4 separate regions of the Homo sapiens genome follow, and regions 1, 2 and 4 are each linked to region 3. A link is a contact called in ENCODE Hi-C or POLR2A ChIA-PET data. All regions are on one chromosome and are shown on one strand. Each heading gives the region's core, a stretch centred on a gene start or an enhancer-like site at or near the end of the contact. The rest is flanking DNA. Distances are from core to core; before and after follow the strand shown. Region 1 overlaps LOC105376197 (a long non-coding RNA gene). Region 2 overlaps ABCA1 (ATP binding cassette subfamily A member 1). Region 3 holds the start of CT70 (cancer/testis associated transcript 70). Region 4 has its middle 73 kb from the start of CT70.

The links. A loop is a pair of places that touch in the nucleus more often than their neighbours do. ChIA-PET counts read pairs that join two places held with the same protein, here RNA polymerase II (POLR2A). Pooled maps may share reads with other maps.
Region 1: a map of gastrocnemius medialis shows a loop between it and region 3 (5-fold over the local background). The contact joins the enhancer-like site here to the promoter of CT70 in region 3. A Hi-C loop is called at or near these places in 12 of 168 maps with a recorded cell type or tissue (CD4-positive, alpha-beta T cell, CD4-positive, alpha-beta memory T cell, CD8-positive, alpha-beta T cell and 6 more), 18 of 37 single-sample maps with no recorded cell type and 19 of 50 pooled maps. POLR2A ChIA-PET finds 5 or more read pairs at or near these places in 10 of 52 experiments (CD4-positive, alpha-beta T cell, CD4-positive, alpha-beta memory T cell, H1 and 7 more).
Region 2: a loop to region 3 is called in a pooled map, with 2.5 times the contacts of the local background. The contact joins the enhancer-like site here to the promoter of CT70 in region 3. A Hi-C loop is called at or near these places in 2 of 50 pooled maps. POLR2A ChIA-PET finds 5 or more read pairs at or near these places in 2 of 52 experiments (WTC11 and naive thymus-derived CD4-positive, alpha-beta T cell).
Region 4: a map of breast epithelium shows a loop between it and region 3 (13-fold over the local background). The contact joins the enhancer-like site here to the promoter of CT70 in region 3. A Hi-C loop is called at or near these places in 41 of 168 maps with a recorded cell type or tissue (CD14-positive monocyte, Caco-2, HepG2 and 30 more), 8 of 37 single-sample maps with no recorded cell type and 42 of 50 pooled maps. POLR2A ChIA-PET finds 5 or more read pairs at or near these places in 20 of 52 experiments (A549, AG04449, AG04450 and 16 more).

Annotation. Positions count from the first base shown.
Region 1 is chr9:105,114,652-105,117,454 of GRCh38, forward strand. The region is part of intron 1 of LOC105376197 (a long non-coding RNA gene); the gene reads left to right. Among named protein-coding and RNA genes, the nearest start is that of CT70, 120 kb to the left of the region's middle. Within about 2 kb of position 1,505, at least 6 of the 41 ENCODE cell types and tissues checked have a DNase peak (open chromatin) inside an H3K27ac peak, as active enhancers do; they include PC-9, gastrocnemius medialis and psoas muscle, where a contact is called at or near this core.
Region 2 is chr9:104,905,464-104,908,666 of GRCh38, forward strand. The region is part of intron 1 of ABCA1 (ATP binding cassette subfamily A member 1); the gene reads right to left. Among named protein-coding and RNA genes, the nearest start is that of ABCA1, 21 kb to the right of the region's middle. Within about 2 kb of position 1,413, at least 10 of the 41 ENCODE cell types and tissues checked have a DNase peak (open chromatin) inside an H3K27ac peak, as active enhancers do.
Region 3 is chr9:104,989,977-104,993,068 of GRCh38, forward strand. CT70 (cancer/testis associated transcript 70) reads right to left here and starts at 1,819. Exons shown (of 4, transcript NR_184160.1): 1 at 1,710-1,819; 2 at 841-1,327. RefSeq lists an enhancer at 969-2,168 and a silencer at 1,103-1,372.
Region 4 is chr9:105,063,300-105,066,174 of GRCh38, forward strand. No RefSeq gene overlaps it. Among named protein-coding and RNA genes, the nearest start is that of CT70, 73 kb to the left of the region's middle. Within about 2 kb of position 1,337, at least 30 of the 41 ENCODE cell types and tissues checked have a DNase peak (open chromatin) inside an H3K27ac peak, as active enhancers do; they include CD14-positive monocyte, IMR-90, PC-3 and 16 more, where a contact is called at or near this core.

The DNA.
Region 1 (2,803 bases), core at 255-2,754, 120 kb after region 3:
AAGTCAATAGGGTTGACTTATTCTGCTTTACTGTGCACCGTGCATGCCCACTCTCTGGTGGAGGTGCTCATGGGAAAGAAATGACTACAGTTAAATTTCCTACTTAGAGGTCTAATGGAGTGACATTAAGAAACAGCCCTTCATTCCACTAACATTTATTGAGTACCTCCTATGTTCATAGCATAGTCTCTGGCTTCAAGGGTCCTACAGTAGAACAAGCACGATGGGAGATTCACAGAAATAACTCTGTGAGAAGTCCCATCCAAGTGCTGTGGAGCACAGAGGGAAAAAGAGGAACATCTAGAAGAAAAGAAAAGTCTCCTAAACTTCTTGAGAAGGGACCATGGCTATTTTTGCCTGGATAGCCCAATTCTAATTATCACTCTATCCGAGAGTTTAATTGCCTCTGGGTGATGCCAGCTGCCTTGAACTACAGGTCTGAAGGCACAGCTGTTGCTACTTGATCTACGTCTCCCTTAACTAAGTCTCAGGTTTGTAATCTTATCACACAGGGAACCTAGGGTTCCATATGACAGGACTGAAAATCCCTAGCTCTGTCACTTACTAAATAGTCATGTCTGCCTTTTCTAACCTTCCTGAACTTCAGTTTTACTCCTTATAAAATGAGAATAAAGACAACCCAAACTTCAAAGGGCTGTTTCAAGGATTAAGTGGAAGTCATGTATATGCACGGGTTTTGTAAACTTTAAAGAGCTAGAAAAACATTTATTTTAATGGTGTCTCAACTTGAGTCTGCACTGGGCTGCAGCCATGCCTGGGTGTGTTTGATGACCTGGTCTGTGGGGCTTCTGGGTGTCACTCCGTGTGAGGATGAGGAAGTGGTTTGGCTCACATGCCAGAAAAAGACGCAAAGACGGCTGGGCAGCATGTGGGAAGCTTCAGATATCTATGCCTAACCTGGCTCTGTGGACGGAAGTCAGAACTCAGCAAAGAGGCTGGGCGTGGTGGCTCATGCCCGTAATCCCAGCACTTTGGGAGGCCAAGGGGGGTGGATCATCTGAGGTCAAGAGTTTGATACTAGCTTGGCCAACATGGCGAAACCCCGTCTCTACTAAAAATACAAAAAAAAAAAAAAATTAGCTGGGCATGGTGGCACTCGCCTGTAATCCCAGCTACTTGGGAGGCTGAGGCAGGAGAATCACTTGAACCTGAGAAGTGGAGTTTGCAGTGAGCCAAGATCGCGCCATTGCACTCCAGCCTGGGTGACAGAGTGAGACTCTGTCTCAAAAAAACACATAAAAAAATAATAACTCAGCAGAGAGAGGGGCTCCTCACTGTTTTCAAAGGGCGATGTTACCACTGCCGCTTTCAGGCCTGCTGACAAACTAAAATGCAGAAAGGGAGGTGGAGGTGAAGGCACATGCTGTCTTCCCAGCACAGGGAGAATTCCAGAGCATTTGTCACCATTTAATCACCTGAAGAGTTTCCTCACCAGGGGAACACATTCTCCATGCAGATACAGCATATAAGGCATTTGCTGCACCTTCCCCTGGAGTTGTCAGGTGACCTGGAGACATTGCCAATGTGGGGGAGAGAGGAAGTGTAACAGGAGTACTTGTGAGTGGCTGCAAAATGCTCCTGGGGACAAAGTCTCAGGGGCAAGGGTCAGCAATGACAGGCCATTGCCCCTAATATGACCCCAACAGTGACACTCACAGGTGGGTGAGGCCTGGAGAAACTCGGCCACATGACTCTTCTGTCAGGATGAGTGTTAGATGCCATGTGTGTTCCCACGCCAGTAGCTGCTATTTCCAGTTGCTTCAATTGCTTCATTTGTTCAGGGAACCTGAGAAGGAAGATGTGTTACCCAGCAAGGCTAGAAGCCGCTTCTCTTAACAAAGACCACCCAGAAGTGAGCCGAGGTATTGGAAAGTACCCAGTGTGTGCTTTTCAACAAATGCTGCTTAAAGCTGCTGCAGTGTCCAGTAAACCATTGCTCTTGGTTCTCATCTCAGAGTTTTCCAATGCTGAGGGAATGCAGACAGAAGAATGTGTAAGATTATGACACAGGAGCTGCATGGTGAGGTGTAAAGGAGGAGAGAGGAGCAACAAATTGTGCCCCAACAAGAAAACGTGAAATGTCCGGTTTGTTTTTTTATTTTTTATTTTTTGAGACAGAGTCTTGCTCTGTCTGCCCGGGGTTGGAGTGCAGTGGTGCAATCTCGGTTAACTGCAGCCTCCACCTCCCGGGTTCAAGTGATTCTCCTGCATCAGCCTCCTAAGTAGCTGTGATTACAGGCACGCGCCACCACACCCAGCTGATTTTGTATTTTTAATAGAGATGGGATTTCACCCTGTTGACCAGGCTGGCCTAGAACTCCTGACCTCAAGTGATCCGCCCACCTTGGCCTCTCAAAGTGCTGGGATTATAGGCATGAGCCATCGCTCCTGGCCAAAATGTCCCTTTTAAGTGGAGTTGGAGTTGGGGGACAGTGCAGGGAGCTGTGGGCAAAGGTGAGTCAAAGAGAACAAAATGCCCCCCCTAAAGATATGGCAGGAAGTCTGGCCAAGGGTGGGGACATTGGTTTATTTTCTCTTTCTCTGCAGCCCACCACCATTAAGGCTAGAATTCTGGATCAAGCATCTTTAGAGGAGCCTCAAATGTGCCTGCATTCACTCAACAAGGAGAGAGTAAATAATTCATCCAAGGTCTGCCAAGAGAGCTCTCTGGCACCATAATGCTTTCTGAGGTGGAAGGTTAGCTCTTGCCAGACAGGGAGGAGCCCAGCCAACAACAGGGGTCTCCTTAGCAGTTTGGAATCTCTGTACAAATGCCAGCTCA
Region 2 (3,203 bases), core at 163-2,662, 85 kb before region 3:
AATCAAGAAATTCTCTGAAATAGTCAAGCCTTAGGACCTATTTCTTTTCCTTACCATTTGCTCAGCAAACTTCTAGAAGGACACAGGCCTCCAAAGTTTCTTACTCCAAAAAGAGGAAGAGTTAAACCAGCACTGCATCAGTTTGTTCAAAGATGACAACTGGCAGCACAGCACTGGCAACCAGAGCAGCATTGTGAGACACATGCTTGTCATCCCAAATTGTTTTCTAAGTGGCTCAGGACAGAGCTTGCATTCCAGAGACACTGAAATAAATAATTAGCTAGATTTTTCTCATACAGAAGCTGCTCTCCAGGAATCAGTTCGTTGATTTAGAAGCTACATGAATCTCTTGAAATCCCCAAGGTAACAATGAGGAGGGGACAATTAAAAAAGGAAAACTATCAGAAAGAGCCCAGGCATGAATTAGCCCCGGCTTCCCAACTATGTGCCCCTGGCCAAGGCTTTATGCTCTCTAAGCATCAATTTCCTCATGGTAAAATAAGGATGACAATACTTACCTTGTATGGTGTTCAACTGTGTTCTACTGTGGATTCAACGAGATAATATAAATAATTTCCCAACACAGTACATGGCTTAATTTAAGTGCCAAAGCAATGTGAGTTCCCTTCTCCCCATTTATCTTTCTTCATTCCAACAATATCCTCTAGCTGAGAAATGGTTATATCCTGTCCAAACAGGACGTTCCATTATTTCTAGCAAATCCATTGTGGGTTTCTGGAAAGATAGGAGGGGCAAAGCAGTAAGGATGAAATCTTAATAGCCTAGTGTTGCAGTACCCAGAGCCAAACCCAAATATAGAATATCACCTCCCCTAAACCCTGAGTGGAAAAGCTCAAAGGAAGAGAAGACACACCTCTACACAACGTTCATGAGAAGAAGGGAAGGATGAGTTTTCTTGGACAGCATTTTCTTGGAAGTAAAGTGTCTGGGTTTCAAGAAAAAGGTTCTGACTCCAAGGACTCTCCAGGAAGCACATGGAGAAGGTTGCTAAGAAGTAGCATAGAGCCACAGTAGAAAGTTCTACCGTGGCTTTGCTGGGCACACTTAGGCAAGCTTCCTGCTCCAATTCCTCCCACCCACCTTGGCACTGACCTGGCCTCCTGCACAATTTGCTCCCCCAACTCAGAACACAATGATCAATACTGGGAGCAATTCTGTCCTAAGAGGAGAGTTTGGCAATGCCCGGCCCCTTCTGCTCAGGTAACTGAAGCCAAAGGGACATTTCCACATCAGTTTTCCAAGTTAGTGAACAAACAAACCAAAATCAAAAAAAAAAAAAAAAAAGATATAAAAGAGACAGTACTATGTACTAGATTTCTCAATGTTTCAAATGCAGTACACTCACTTCTGCCCTCATACACATTTCCAGTTACTGGCTGGAAAGGATCCCACTTCACAGTCATCCCAGTCAATAGGCCACTCTGATCCTGCTCCTAGATGACCGCAACTGCCACCTCACTGGTCTCCCAACCATTTGTCACAGAGCACCCAAAGTTACTCAGCTAGACCAAATATCTGAACATGCCTCTCCCCGACTTAAAACCTTTTGCCAGCTCCTCAGCACCTGAACATAGAGTCCAGTGCTCACCAAGGTCTACCTGGCCTCCCTTCTGTGACTCCAGCCTACTCTCTTGCCACTCCCCACCTGCTAAGCAATGCCCTGGAGATGTGTATACAGGCTCAGAATATGCTGCACGCTCTCCTACCACTGGGACTTCACTGGTGAGTTCTCTTGTCCTAAGACACTTTTTCAAGCACTGCTAGCCTGGCTAATGCCTAGGTCTCAAACTTAGGTCTCCACTTCTTCAATGTCCTTTCCTGATATCCTCCCCTGCAACTGACACGTGGGTTCAGAGCCCTTCCTACGTGCTCCCTAGGAAGACTTGGCTGGGAAAGAGGATTTCTACCTTCTGAGTCAGAGCAGAGACCATTTCTGTTTCCTTCATCCCTGTTTTCCTTAGTATGCAAAAGGGTCCTGGCTTGTCGTAAGCACTTGGGGATGTCTGCTTAATTAATTAAGAGACGGATAGGAGAAATAGGGTGTCAGAATTCAAGGGTGGCAGCACTCCTGGACCTGTGGTAACTCATTTCTCAAGCCTGATTAAATGATTTGGGCAAATTATCCCCAAAGAGGGAGCTCTGTGTTCAGCAGCTTCTACCATATGCTTGAAAGTCACAAAGGACTGCTGAGCTTCCCAGGTGACTCCTGGGACATCCTGAAAAACGTAATAGAATCTAAGTCTGTTTCCCATAACTGCCAGCTTTAGCTAAGGACTGGGCAGCCTCCCAAGGCCAGCAGGGCCATGCAGTCGACTTCCCGCCCGTCCTCACCCTCAAGCCCGAGGCGTACGCTCTCTGGGTCTCATCAGTCACCCAAGTGGATCACTCCTTGCCAAAATGTGACAATCTCCACACCTCAGCCTTGTTTCATACAGTTTGGGCATGGCAGAAGTGACTGCTGGAAACCTTTGGCCAATTTTTTAAGGAAATTTTAACTGCAAATGCCACTGATATTTTGAAGTTATTAATATCTACAGAATACAACAGACTGCTAAATTAAAACCTTCCCAAATAAGCAGAAACACTCATCATTAGCTGCAGAGAAATGCAAATTAAAACCACAATGAGATATCATTACATACCCACTAAATTAAATATTAAAAGTGCTAGCATGTGTATGGAGACACTGGGACTCAATACACTGTGGAATTGTAAAATGGAAGAGCCACTTTGGAAAATAGTTTGACAGTTTCTGCTAAGGTTATACAGTACTATTATATGACCCAGTCATCCCATCCTAGGTATTTGTGAATATTTATAGAAGCCTTATACAGAATAGCCAAAAACTGGAAACAATTAGTTGTCGAAAAGACCATCAACTGGTGAATAAATAAAACTGGGGCTGGGCACAGTGGCTCATGCCTGTAATCCTAGCACTTTGGGAGCCAGAGGTGGGCGGATCACCTGAGGTCAAGAGTTTGAGATCAGCCTGGCCAACATGGTGAAACCCCATCTCTACTAAAAATATAAAAATTAGTTGGGCGTGGCGGTGGGTGCCTGTAATCCCAGCTACTCAGGAGGCAGGAGAATTGCTTGAACCTGGGAGGCGGAGGTTGCAGTGAGCTGAGATCGCGCTACCGCACTCCAGCCTGGGTGACAGAGTGAGACACCTCCTCATAAAT
Region 3 (3,092 bases), core at 569-3,068:
TTACAGGTCTTTGTACTAATCTCTATTAAAATGTATACACTTATTTACGATTTATCAGATTAACATTGCTGCTCTATGTTCAGCCTTTGTATTTTTTTCTCATGTGATACATTTATCTGTGAGTTTTTAAAAACTCTATTCATATTAAAATGACAGCATAGGACCCCTATCCCTGCTAGTCACAAATTTTATTTTATTCATTAACAATAAATCCACAACAATTGGCTACATTATATACTGTTCTGGGGGCAATGACAGAGTCAAAGAAATAAAATTTGGGGTGTGTGCCCTCGAGTCTGTTAGTCCTCTGGGGAAATGACCTACATTCTTAACCTTAAATGTTAGTATCTTTTTTTTTTTTTTTTTTTCAGAAGGAGTCTCCCTCTGTTGCCCAGGCTGGGGTGCAGTGGCGTGATCTCAGCTCACTGCAACCTCCGCCTCCTGGATTCAAGCGATTCTTCTGCCTTAGCCTCCTGAGTAGCTGGGATTACAGGCATGTACCGCCACGCCCGGCTAATTTTTGTATTTTTAGTAGAGACGGGGTTTCACCATGTTGGCCAGACTGGTCTCTAACTCCTACCCTCAGGTGATCTGCCCGCCTCGGCCCCCCAAAGTGTTAGGACTACAGGCCTGAGCCACCACGCCCTGCCCAAATGTTAGTATCTTGAAATAGTTATGCGTCATGCCAAAGAAATCTAGAAGACCTGAAACTCTTCAATCACAGAACAAACTTGTAACTTCGATGGCAGTTATCCTTAACAAGATTCCCTGCGGGCCCTCTCTGAAACGGAGGAGATGTGACATTATAGAACTGCAAAATCTTAGGATTCATCACCTAACTTTAATGCTGAAGCGTTTGGAGATCATTCGGACTAACCCTCATGTTTTACAGTTGAAGATAATGATACTGGAGAAGGACTCATCCCAAATCACCCGTCGGTGGCAGAGCCTGGACAAACCTATGTCTCCTCCCTTCACTCGTTTGGGGTTGTTGCTGGACTGCAGGGACTCGAAGTAAGTAGAGAGGGGTACAGGGCACTGGAAGAAGAGGTATTTTGCAGGAGTCTGTTTTTTCCTGCTCCCAAATCGGTGGGATGTCAGCGAAGGATGGGTCTCTGGAGGAGAGGAGCTAACAAGGTCTTCTGAAAACCATCACTGAGGGTGCTGTGGTTGGGAACTCGAAACCTTGCCAGTTAAAAACGTTTCTGCGAATGTGGTTTCTGAGGGCGAGGAAGCCCTCCCCCGCCCCAGCGCCGGCCCCGCCCGCCGGGTGCCCGACAGTAACCCCGAGGCGTGCGGCAGCCCCAGCTGTCTTCAACGTAGCCATCTGGAAGACAAAAACCAGAAAATGTGCGCCTTCTCATTTGAAACCTGGTCTTTAAGTCCGGCCCCTCCCCAGCAAGAATGGGAACATTTAGTTTGCACCCACGTGGCTCTTCCGCGGGCTCATGCTCCACTCGGAAGCCCGGAGCTCTGTCCGGAATAGGCCAGACAGAGCTCCCTTCCCATCTGCCTTTTGCAGGAAGAAGGGATGTGGGGCAATCGGCACAGCTGAATAGGGGCCAGCTGTGGGAAAAGGGAGAGCGTGACAACAGATGGGGGGAGGAAGGAACGAGGAGTAATGGGGCGTCAGGGCCAGGGTGGCAGCTCAGAGGGCCCAATGTCGCCCCGCCAGACCCAGAATTAGGGCACGTCTGCAAAGCTCACACCCTCCATTTGAGAGCCGAACCGAAACCATCACAAGATGAAACCTCCGGACTCCCAGCCGCGGCGGGCGGCGGGCAGCGGGCGGCGCGCAAGCGCGCGGGGCCCCGAGTCTGACCTCGAGTTACCCCGCGCGGCGAGTCGCAGCGAAGTAGGTGAAAGGTAACTAGCAGACGCTGCTCTGGGCGAAGGCTGCGGCGCGCGTGCGCGGGGCTGGGCCTTGGGTTCCGTTCTCCCCCAAGTTTCTCCAAGTCTGCACTTCGCCAAACTATGGGTGTGTCCTGGGCCAGTGCATGAAGCGATGGAGTGGGGACATCGAGCCGATTTGGAAAATTCCTGCCACCCACTCTCTGTGGAGAAACGAGGTCTAGACGCGGTGCAGGGGAGAGAACCACTTACTGAACGCCATGTGTGTGCGCGGCGGGCGTGGTGCTGGGCGCCCTTCTTTTGATTCTCACAACCCTTTGAAAGACCTCAAAATGACCCCTCATGGAAGAGGAAACTGAGGCCCTGTGAGTTCATTTAATTGGCCCACGGTCATCCAATCAGTTAAGGGCAATTTCCATGAAGGGTCCGTGCTTCAAAGTGGGTTTTTGGCCCTAAAACACACAAACGACACCTGTAGCACATTTGGCAAGGCACTCTCATAGGCATTACTCATTCCATCCTTATCAGAAACCTATGAGGTAGTAGGTGCTGTGACTATTTTCTTTTTGCAGATGGGGAAACTGAGACTCAAGGAAGTTGTTCTGGAATCCCACAGAGAATATCAGAGCTGAAATTTTCTGTCCTATTTTAGAGAGATAAAAAGCTGAAAGCTCAAAGTCACGTTCTCCCATCGCCAATCTGAAGACCTATGAGAGCTTCATGCTCTATGGGGTGAGTGGCCCAGGCCATGCTAAAGACAAAGAAGTTCTCATTATTGGAGGTCTCCTTTGAGGGTTTCCATTACAAAATTACAAAGTGATCAACCCTTCTAGAAGACAGTTGGGTTGTTCACTTATTAAGGGCAGGGACAGAGTGCACTGCTCACAGTTGCTGAATTTGGTGTTCGTTCGGTGAGCTTATAGCTGAATGAACTCATTTTCAATCCCAGATTATTCAAGGGGGAAGCTGCCTTTGTGTCAGGCAATGGGTGAAGTAGCTTGTTTGTGACTTTTCCCAGAGGAGGGTTCTTGCATTCACGCAGCAAACATACTTATCATGCACTCTGCGGTGTTTATATAGCTGGGAAACAGATGGGAACTTCAAAGGACAGGAATGCTTTGCTTCTCTTGAAAATTCTGCTCTGAGTATTTGTCTTAGTCTTCTCGTGCTGGGTACTTAAACAACAGACATTTATTTCTCATAATTCTGGATGCTGGAAGAACAAAATCAAGGTGCAGGCT
Region 4 (2,875 bases), core at 87-2,586, 73 kb after region 3:
AAATACAAAAAATTAGCCGGGCGTGGTGGCGGGCGCCTGTAGTCCCAGCTACTTGGGAGGCTGAGGCAGGAGAATGGGGTGAACCTGGGAGGCGGAGCTTGCAGTGATCCGAGATCGCTCCACTGCACTCCAGCCTGGGCGACAGAGCGAGACTCCATCTCAAAAAAAAAAAAAAAAAAAAAGATTTCCCATAAAGCATGTGGAAGTGATTCCTGAACTGTAAAATTCTTTAAGGGAAGTGAAAGGAACAAATATTTTTGGCTAGATGAACTGAGATTCTCCATCTTACCCCCAGCTCCTCTCAGGGAAGACCTGGGGATCATAGAGCTGATATATAGAAAAGTTTAGTCCATCTTGATGGACTCAGAGTACCTTCGAAGTGAAAATAGGATCTGAGAATAGGAGCATGTACTATTAGCACAATAATGTCAAGGTTAATATTTCACAACATGGAGAGGCAAAGTCATTTTAATTGGAGGAATTTCATGTTACACTGGACTGTGTGATCCTCGTAAGAAAATAATTCTTGTACAGACATTTGCCTAAGACTAATCAGGAAAAAAGAGAGCTTAGTCATTACTGCCAGACAGAAACCAAACTGAAGTCTGGTTTTTACCTTCCCCCATTCCCTTCATAAACAAAGAGGCCCAGGGGAAGAATCGCATGAGATGAACACCTCATTCAGACAGTGCGTGATGAGGTGAGGAGTCAAGGCCACATCTATGTGTGTATGGAGCCCAAGCCCTTCCTGCCACACCAGCAGGCGAGAGCCCCCGCATCTCAGCCCTTTCAGCCTCAGCTGCCTCTGGTTCCCTTCCCCCACCAAACTTCCTCCCTCCTCCAGACACACACAAGCTGCCACCATCACCATCACCATCACCACACACAGCACCCAAGTGCCAACCCGATAGCTGAATTGGCCTTCCCTCCAGAAACGTGACAATACTGAACACCTTCCCAGGCCCTGCCCGATGCTGGCTCAGGAGAGGGGAGATCCTACCCCTGCTGGAGGATCTCCCAGTGAAGTGAGGAGAGAGCCCTAGAGGCATGTAACACTGACCCCTCCCCAAAGACCCAGTAGCCCTACCTACTCCATTTTGGAAAGTACGTAACTGGGAAGAAGGAATGCACCCAGGAATTTCTAGGATGTCATGCCTGAGGAGCCCTGTGGGAGAGGGGTTATGCCAGAAGCATAGTGGGGAAGGGAGCAAAAAGAGGCTCCCTTTTTCCCTGATTAGCGCCACTCCATTAGGAGCCTCGAGCTGCTCTTCCCCCTGCCTGGCTGACTGCTGTCTTGGGTGTGTCTGGGAATCAGCCACTGGAGACAGTGAGTGTGGTTGGGGGAAGGCCGGAGAGTGACTGCTGGTAACCCCAGCTGCACATGATGGTGGCCAGCTGCCAGCTGGCTCCTCCCAAAGCCTCCCAGCTGGCAACGGCTTTGAAGTCAGACAAGCCACGGCTCCTAGGCTGTCCCGAGGGGATGTAAGTCCAGGACCTACACACAAAGCACCTATCCAATGACAAGCTAAGTCCAGGCAGGTCCTCCTAAAGGCCCCTGGCTCTCAGACCAGCTGATGCAACTAGATTAGAAAAAACAGAACATGCAAAGCTTACTCACTGCCGGCTGAAACAGTCGGAAGGACAGTTCACAAAGCCATTTCCCATCCATTATATCATTTCATCTGCCCAAAAACCCAGAGGAGAGTCCTGCCGACCCCAGCCATGGGCACGCTGCTCAGCCTCTCTGTGCCTTAGTTACTGTCCTTGTGAAATGGGCAACAATAAGAACACCTCTTCTGCTTTCTAGCTGTTTGTCAATTTCTAGTCACGTGTCTTGGGCAATGCATTTAACTTAATTGTGCTTCAATTTTCTCACATGTCAATGAGGTTAAAAATAGAACCAACCTCATGGGATAGCTGGGAAAATTAAATAAGTTAATACACCTAGAGCACTCAAAACAATGGCTGGATGCATACAAAGTGCTCCATAAATGCTAGCAACTATTATTATTTCTGTGGTTATTATTAATCAGGGGATTGTTAGGAGGATCAACAAAACATTAACAGCTGCCATATAGTGCACATTGACCGTGTTTCTGGCACTGGGTTCAGTCTTTTATGGGAATTACCTTGTACATAATGTTTAGTACACGCTGACTGCAGCACCTAATTCATAGAGAGCCCTTAACAAACAGTAGCCACTATCCTTATCTCCCTCATTCCACAGAGGGGCAAACAACTCAGAGGCTTAATGATTTACCCAAGTCCACAAAGCTAATAAGTAAGGAGAACTTAGACTTGAATCCAGGTCTTCTGAGAAACAGGCTTCCATGATCCTTCAATTCTCACCTTCTTCTTGTCCCACCTTCCCCAGCCTGGCACTCAGCATTTGCTCCACAGCTAAAGCTGGCTTCCCTTCATGAGACACATCTGCTGCTCAGTCGCAAGGTGCCCAGCCTTCTCCGCACAGGTGTTAAGAGCTCCTGCAGGCCGGGCATGGTGGCTTATGCTTTAATCCCAGCACTTTGGGAGGAGATGGACGGATCACCTGAGGTCAGAAGTTCGAGACCAGCCTGGCCAACATGGCGAAACCTGTTCTCTACTAAAAATACAAATAATAGCTGGGCATGGTGGCAGGCACCTGTAATCCCAGCTACTCGGGAGACTGAGGCAGGAGAATTGCTTGAACCCGGGAGGCGGAGGTTGCAGTGAGCCGAGATCGCGCCATTGCACTCCAGCCTGGGCGACAGCGTGAGACACCATCTTAAAAAAAAAAAAAAAAAGGAGCTCCTGCAATGGGAAGGACCACACTTGCCTCCAAATGGCGTTTCTCCTTTAGGAGCCAGGAACCAGGCTCCAGCAGGCACAGAGGGGT